Regions from separate parts of the Homo sapiens genome. Here region 2 is linked to region 1. A link is an interaction called in ENCODE POLR2A ChIA-PET data of the cell type or tissue named here. Cell type or tissue: OCI-LY7. All regions are shown on one strand.

Region 1 (4,000 bases):
GTATGTGTTGAGATGACTCCAGAGTCCAAAATTGTAAACCACACTGTCAAAGGATACATTAAATATATAAGAAACTTCCCTTGCCCTTAAGTTTACATTCTAATTAGGGAGACAAGACAGACACACAAAACAATTAGCAATACAAGACAGAATATAACAAGTGATTAGCTTAAAATTTGACATTTTTATGTATCAAAAGCGTTAAAATGTACATACCCTTTGACCCAGCTATTCCACTTCTAGGAATCTATTCCTAAAGAAACAATCATAGATGCATGGAAAGATGTATGGACAAAGATATTAACTATGGTATTATTTATAATGGTAAAAAATTAGAAACACTTTCAATGTCCAATGATAGGGGATGGTTAAGTATGCTAAATAAACATACTTAAATATGCTCATATTCTACATACCACTGAAGAGTATATACAAAACTATTTATTAACATGACAAAACATTCACAATATATTGCAAATGAAAAATACAATGTACAAAATAGTATTAAAGTATGATACCATTTTAGTAAAGAAAAAAGTATTTTTATATATTCAGAAAAAATACAGGAAAGATTACATCAAATTAATGTATTTGACTGTAGTTATCTTTGGATGGTTCTAATGAATTATTTTTGTTTTTTCCCCTTTATGATGGTCTTTATTTTCCAAGCTCTCTGAGTAGGCATTACTTTTAGACTGGAAGAAAAACAATACTGTATTATTTTAATTTTTTAAAAAAGTGATTAGAAAAAAATACTGGAAAGAAACATACCAAAGTCTTAACACTGGTTATGATTGGGCTTGAGATTATTACCTCTTTTACGTTATCCATAAATTCTACGATATATGATTTTATAATGGAAAAATATTAAAAACTACTTTGGAGTAACACTGAGGGAATAACATTAAAAATTACCAAACTGGGCCTGGCGTGGTGGCTCACACCTGTAATCCCAGCGCTTTACGAGGCCAAGGCGGGCAGATCACTTGAGGCCAGGAGTTTGAGACCAGCCTGGCCAACATGCCAAAACCCCATCTCTACTAAAAATATATAAAAATTAGTCAGGCGTGGTGGCAGGTGCCTGTAAACCCAGCTACTCAGGAGGCTGAGACAGGAGAATTGCTGGAACCCAAGAGGCGGAGGTTGCAGTGAGCCGAGATCGTGCCACTGAATTCCACTCTGGGCGACAGAGTGAGACTCTGTCTCAAAAACAAAAACAAACAAAAATAATTAACACACCAAAACTGTAATAAAAAACCCTTTTTATGTCTTCTCAGGGCTTCTATCAAACATCTTTGGCATGTCTCTCTCTCAGCAACCAGCATAAGTCTGTATGCACAGACTCCTGTTGACTCTGCGGAGGTTATTCAATCAAGGCAGGCACTGACTTCAAAACCCATTTTATTCTTTCACCCAAAGAGCAGAAAAAAGAGAAACCAGCAACATAACAGTGTGACGCCAACACAAATGTACTTCTTAAATTTTTAAATAAATGTATGCCTCTCCAGTTTCATATAAATATATTACTGGTCTGAACTTTTATTCATTGAGTTTTAATTTTTATATATTCAAAGTGCCAACCTTCCTACGTGATAGCTTCGACTCTTCAAAACAAAAATATAGGCCGGGTGTGGTGGCTCATGCCTGTACTCCCAGCACTTTGGGAGGCTGAGATGGGCAGATCACCTGAGGCCAGGAGTTTGAGACCAGCCTGGCCAACATGGTGAAACCCCATCTCTACTAAAATACAAAAAAAATTAGCTGGGCATGGTGTCATGCACCTGTAGTCCTGGCTACTCGGGAGGCTGAGGCAGGAGAACTGCTTGAGGGCAGGAGAACTGCTTGAGCCCAGGAGGCAGAGGTTGCAGTAAGCCAAGATCACGCCACTGCACTCCAGCCTGGGCGACAGAGTAAGACTCTGTCTCCACAAAAATAATAATAATAATAATTTCTTCAATAACTTCATCAATATTTTATTTTTTGCTAGTTTTTAGTTTTTTCTCTTTCTTACTATGTTTACTTCACTATAAATATAACATAGTCATTGGCTGAATTAAGATGGTAGGCTGAGCACAGTGTGAGCAAGCTCACCTTCCCCTAAAATCTCCCAAATAACAAAAAAAAGTCATTAAAAAAAAAAAGACATAATTAAAAGAAAACAAGAAATGCCCTTAGTGGACTAATACTATGAGGAATCACTGGAAGATGAAAAGCAGATAGAATCGGACTAAAGAAGACACCACAGTCCTACACACCAAGAGCAGAGGACCAGGGCAAGTGGAGGGACCAACTCTCGGGGTCAACTAAGCCCCAAGGTAAAAGACAGCAGGAAGAAGTGAAACCATTTTAAACATTTACAGCCTAAGTGATTGGAGTGTAGCACAGAAGTTACATAGCAGGTTAACCCCTCCCAGCCATCTACCTCTTTGAGTCAAGCATTATAGAATAGAGGTATTTGCTCCCAGATGGGAACAGTGGCAAAAACAACAAAGGTGTCACTCTCCAGCTAGAACAATCAGTGTGAACACTGGGATCAGAGGGAGAAGGTAGAACCCCGTGGGGATACTAACACCCAGGCAGAAGAGGGGACAGTCACACTGAAGGAGCCTGGCAAGTAGTACACTTCATCTCATTGCTTACTCCATCCCTATCCACAATCTGTGGAGACCTGCTGCAATAAACAGATTTAACACTCACAGCAAGGCTAACTAGGACTCACGATAAAGATGATTGAGCATAAAACTAAGGCCCAAGCATGAAGAAGTATTATAGAAAAGTATATTAAAAAGTTAAGACACAAAAGAGAATCGAACAATATTAAAATTTCAACTAGCTTTTTGTTTGTTTTGCCAAAATGAACAAGCTAATCCTATACTTCAGATGGAAAAAAGCAAGAAACCCAGAATATCAAAACAATCTTGAAAAAGAAGTGAAAGAAGACTCATACTTCCTCATTTCAAAACTTTCTGGAAAGATACAGTATTCAAAAAGTGTGGTACTGGCATATGGATGGACATACAGATTAAATTAATGAAATTGAGAGTCCAAAAGTAAACCCTAACATCCACAGTGTCAACTGATTTTTTTGACAAGGGTGACAAGACTATTCAGTGGGGAATAAATAGTCTTTTCAACAAATTGTCCTGGGACACTTGGATATAGTTTTACATTTAGAATTCTATACCTACTCCAACTCTTGCTTAAGAAGGAGAGTGAAATAAAGAAATTTTTTTATATGCAAGGGCCCAAAAAGTTTGCTTCCTTCAGACTTCTAATGAAATAATTACTCAAAGATATATAATTGGATTGTTTTTTTAAAAAATTAATGCAAGAATAACAAACAAGGCCCAAGAAAAGGGTAAGCAGAGAAACCAGTAAAACCTTTAAGTCTAAATATGCACTGACTGGGGAAAAAAACATTACTAACATTCAGAACTATAATCTCAGATGCTATCAACAGGAATATTTATAAGGGTAGGAAGGGAGGCTGAGAGAAGGAAAACCAGAAGAACATTAAAGTATCTGTCTTATTCAGATGAAGGATATAGAAAATGACTAATATAGATATTGATGAAAAAATATAAATTGAGGTATTGTGTAAAAGATTTAAGAATACTAGCTGGCTTCACTGGTGAATTCCTCCAAACATTTAAGAGCCAATTGCCAAGTCAAATTGATAGAAGTAACCAAAGGTCTCATTCTAGAGAACCTGAAGACACATGTAAGAAGTCAGTTCTGATTTTCTAAAAATGAGAGAGACTAGTTAACAGTAGTTGCCAAAGTGTTTTATCAAAACTGATCATGGTGGCAAGGATGCAGAGGAACTGGATGAGTTATACTTTGCTGGGAGGAATGTAAAATGATACACACATACTCTGAGAGACAGTATGGCAGTTTCCTACAAAACTAAACATATACTTACCATACAACTCAACAATTACATTCTTGGCCATTTACCCCAGAGAAATGAAAACTTATGTCCACACAAAAACCTGTACAC
Region 2 (4,000 bases), 58 kb after region 1:
GCTCTATTGGTGGTTCCCAACTCTTGTCACCGTACATTTTGCTTTCCTGATCTCATTCATAACTTCAGCTACCACCTCGGAGACCTCTAATTCCTATCCAGACCTCTCTTTTGAGCTTGACTCATATTTTCATCTACCTTCTAAACATTTCCACTTAATATTATAGGTACCTGGAACTCAATGTGTATAAAACTGAACTCTTCATCTTATACCTAAAACTTTCTCCATCTTGGCAAATGGCACTGACGTCCCATCCAGTTGTCCTAGCCAGAAACCTGAAAGTCACTTTAGATGCTCTTCTCTATGGTCACCCACTTTGACCTATCCATTCTACCTCCTACATGGATCTTAGATATAACCTTTCAATTATATGATCCCTTGGTTTGGTTCTTTAACATTCAAAGGACATTTGTGTGGATAAAAGAACACTCAGTTATTTCACTTTATGCTTAAATTTATTAAGCAAAACTAATAATTTTGAAGGTAATTTTTTTCTAACATTTGCCAATAATTATAAGCTAAATTAAATTTCTTTAAACATTTTATTTTATTTTATTTTATTTTTTATTTTGAGATGGAGTCTCACTCTGTCACCCAGGCTAGAGTGCAGTGGCGCGATCTTGGCTCACTGCAACCTCCGCTTCTTGGGTTCAGGCAATTCTCCTGCCTCAGCCTTCCGAGTAGCTGGAATTACAGGTGCCCGCCACCATGCCTGGCTAATTTTTCCCTCCTGAGTTCAAGCGATTCTCCTGCCTCAGCCTCCCAAAGTGTTATTTTTAGTAGTGACGAGGTTTCACCATTTTGGCCAGGCTGTCTTGAACTTCTGTCCTCAGGTGATCCACCTGCCTCTGCCTCCCAAAGTGCTGGGATTACAGGCGTGAGCCACCACTCCCAGCCTTACCTTGACTTTTAAAGCCAACTTTGTTCTTTCTCCAACTTTTCCCTTGGATTGCAAATTCATGCAGAGTCAACAAGTGCACCAAAGAAAATCCCCTGAATTGCGGAAAAAAAAAAAAAAACAGGCATATTACTCTTCAGAAAAATCAAAGCTAGAATGTTTATCTATTAAAATATCTCTCCCACCTAGGCTCAGATCAAATGGCTTCACTGTTGTGGCTCAGAAAGGGGCAGACTCCTTCCTTCCAAATCACCCCATCACAGAACACCCATTGCTAAGTAGCAAGCCAGAGGGTTAGACTGGATGCCCCATAAGAGGAGACTTCAAAGTGTTGAGACCTTCAAGTGTAGCCTGTGGAGGAAAATCTTAATCTGTGGGTGACAAAATAAGTGCTTCAGGACCACTTGCTCCAAATCCACATTCTGCAATACAGTCCAAGAAAAAAGGCAAAGTGGCGAGGCGTGATGGCTCACACCTGTGATTCCAGCAGTCTGGAAGGCCAAGGCGGGAGGACCACAAGGTCAGGAGTTCGAGACCAGCCTAGCCAATGTGGTGAAACCCCATCTCTACTAAAAATACAAAAAAATTAGCCGGGCGTGGTGGCACATGCCTGTAATCCCAGCTACTAGGGGATGTTGAGGCAGGAGAATCGCTTGAACACTGCACCCCAGCCTGGGCGACACAGTGAGACTCCATTAAAAAAAAAAGTGCTGATATATTTGGGGAATGCTGAATAGTTTCACAGGGCTCACTGCAACCTCCGCCTCCCAGGTTCAGGTGCGAAACTACGAGATTTTTTGAAGAAGGAAGCCACTTCACTCGGCTGTTTTTTTTTTTTTTTTTTTGAGACAGTCTCACTCTGTTGCCCAGACTTGAGTGCAGTGGCTTGATCTCAGCTCACCACAAACTCTGCTTCCCAGGCTCAAGCGATTCTTCTGCCTCAGCACCCCCGAGTACCTGGGATTACAGGTGCATGCCGCTACCACCTGGCTAAGTTTTGTATTTTTAGTAGAGACGGGGTTTCACCATATTAGCCAGGCTGGTCTTGAACTGCTGACCTCAAATGATCCACTCTCCTCGGCCTCCCAAAGTGCTATGATTACAAGCGTGAACCACTGTGCCTGGCCTCTAGGCTGAATTTGAAAGACCAGCAACAGTGGGTAAAAGCAAAAGGCCAAAGGATGGTACATTTGGGGAATGCTGTAATAGTTTCACAGGGCTGGCTCACAGTGTCCCTGTGGGGAGAATAGAAGAGAAGACTAAAGTGTAGACAGTGGCCAAACCATGATTTTATTAAATGTATGTGATGAGAAGCTACGAGATTTTTTGAAGGAAGAGATGTTATAGATAACATGAACTAGGGTAGAGTACAAACTGCAAGGGGTAAGTCTTGAGGCAAAGAACTAAACTTAGAAGACATAAAAGGACTTAAAGTAATAACCCCAGCCAGGCATGGAGTCTCATGCCTGTAATCCCAGTGTTTTGCAGGGCCAAGGTGGGAGGATCACTTGCGGCCAGGAGTTTGGGACCAGGCTGGGCACCCTGTCTCTACAAAGAAAAAATTTTTTAAAATTAGCCAGATGTGGTGGCATACCCCTGTCATCCTAAGCTACTCGTGAGGTTGAAGCAGGAGGATCCCTTTAACCCAGGAATTCCAAGTTATAGTGAGCTATAATCATGTCACTGCCTTCCAGCCTGCATGACAGAGCAAGACCCTGTCTCTTTTTTTTTTTTTTTTTTTTTTTTTTTTGAGACGGAGTCTCGCTCTGTCGCCCAGGCTAGAGTGCAGTGGCAGGGTCTCGGCTCACTGCAAGCTCTGCCTCCCGGGTTCACGCCATTCTTCTGCCTCAGCCAACCCAGTAGCTGGGACTACAGGCGCCCGCCACCACACCCGGCTAATTTTTTGTATTTTTAGTAGAGACGGGGTTTCACCGTGTTAGCCAGGATAGTCTCAATCTCCTGACCTCGTGATACGCCCGCCTCGGCCTCCCAAAGTGCTGGGATTACAGGCTTGAGCCAAAATGCCCTGCCGACCCTGTCTCTTAAAAAAAAAAAAAAAGGAAATGAAAGAAAAACAGGATAGAATAATATGCGGCATTAAATTGGGAAAATAAATTATAAACTCAAGGTGTTAAAATAGAAACCTAGCAGTGATGGCTACATGGATGTGCACGTTAAAACTTATCAAACATGTGCAGTTTATGTCAATTAGACCTCAGTAAGGCTGTTTAAAAAAATATCTTTTCCAGTTTTGCTATTAGAAGGGGCCCAAATGTAGTAACAGCAGCACTTCTGCCCACAATTCTTTGCATTGTTAGCAACCAGATTTTGGTCCCTCATTTTAGTCTACTGTGATTAAAAGGATCAGGCTCTTTGGAGAGTTGCTGATTCCATGTCTTGGGGCAAGGACAATAAATCAACTTGGATCCAGAATATCCTGTTGTTGCTAGAAAGCAAGAATGCTTTCAAGAATGCTACAGACAGGCCAGGCGTGGTGGCTCACGCCTGTAATCCCAACACTTTGGGTGACCGAGGCAGGCAGATCACGAGGTCAGGAGTTTGAGACCATCCTGGCTAACACAGTGAAACCCCATCTCTATTGCAAATACAAAAAACAAGCCAGGCATGGTGGCACGTGCCTGTAGTCCCAGCTACTGGGGAGGCTAAGGCAGGAGAATTGCTTGAACCTGGGAGGCAGAGGTTGCAGTGAGCCGGGATCGTGTCACTGCACTCCAGCCTGGGCGACAGAGCAAGACTCCGTCTCAAAAAAAAAAAAAAAAAAAAAAAAAGAATGCTATAGAAATGCTACAGACAATGCTAAAAGAATAGAATAGCCAGCTTAAAGGAGATCCATTACCCCACTTGTGAATATCTGAAACTCAAATAAGAGAATAATCATTACAATTAAACTAAAATGCAGCCAGGGTAGTCCCAGCACTTTCGGAGGCTGAAGTGGGCAGATTGCTTGAGTCCAGGAATTCAAGACCAGCCTGGACAATATAGTAAAACCCCATCTCTACAAAAAATACAAAAAATTAGCTGGGCATGGTTACGCATACCTGTGTTCCCAGCTACTCGGGAAGCTGAGGTGGCAAGATCGCG

What was found. ChIA-PET counts read pairs that join two places held together with the same protein. Peaks named below come from ENCODE experiments on the same cell type or tissue, not always from the same donor. Only the 100,000 strongest peaks of a DNase experiment are listed, where the experiment ranks them.
Region 2: POLR2A ChIA-PET joins it to region 1 with 9 read pairs; 5 of 35 experiments call an interaction of 5 or more read pairs at or near these places.

The regions. Positions count from the first base shown.
Region 1 is chr7:130,091,148-130,095,147 of GRCh38, reverse strand. All of the region lies in intron 1 of KLHDC10 (kelch domain containing 10), which reads right to left. Among named protein-coding and RNA genes, the nearest start is that of KLHDC10, 23 kb to the right of the region's middle. RefSeq lists an enhancer at 2,202-2,261. In OCI-LY7, no CTCF peak of the experiment used is centred here; a DNase peak (open chromatin) is centred at 2,347; H3K4me3 peaks cover 914 bases; H3K27ac peaks cover 819 bases.
Region 2 is chr7:130,033,133-130,037,132 of GRCh38, reverse strand. The region is part of intron 4 of ZC3HC1 (zinc finger C3HC-type containing 1); the gene reads left to right. Among named protein-coding and RNA genes, the nearest start is that of ZC3HC1, 16 kb to the left of the region's middle. In OCI-LY7, no CTCF peak of the experiment used is centred here; no DNase peak of the experiment used is centred here.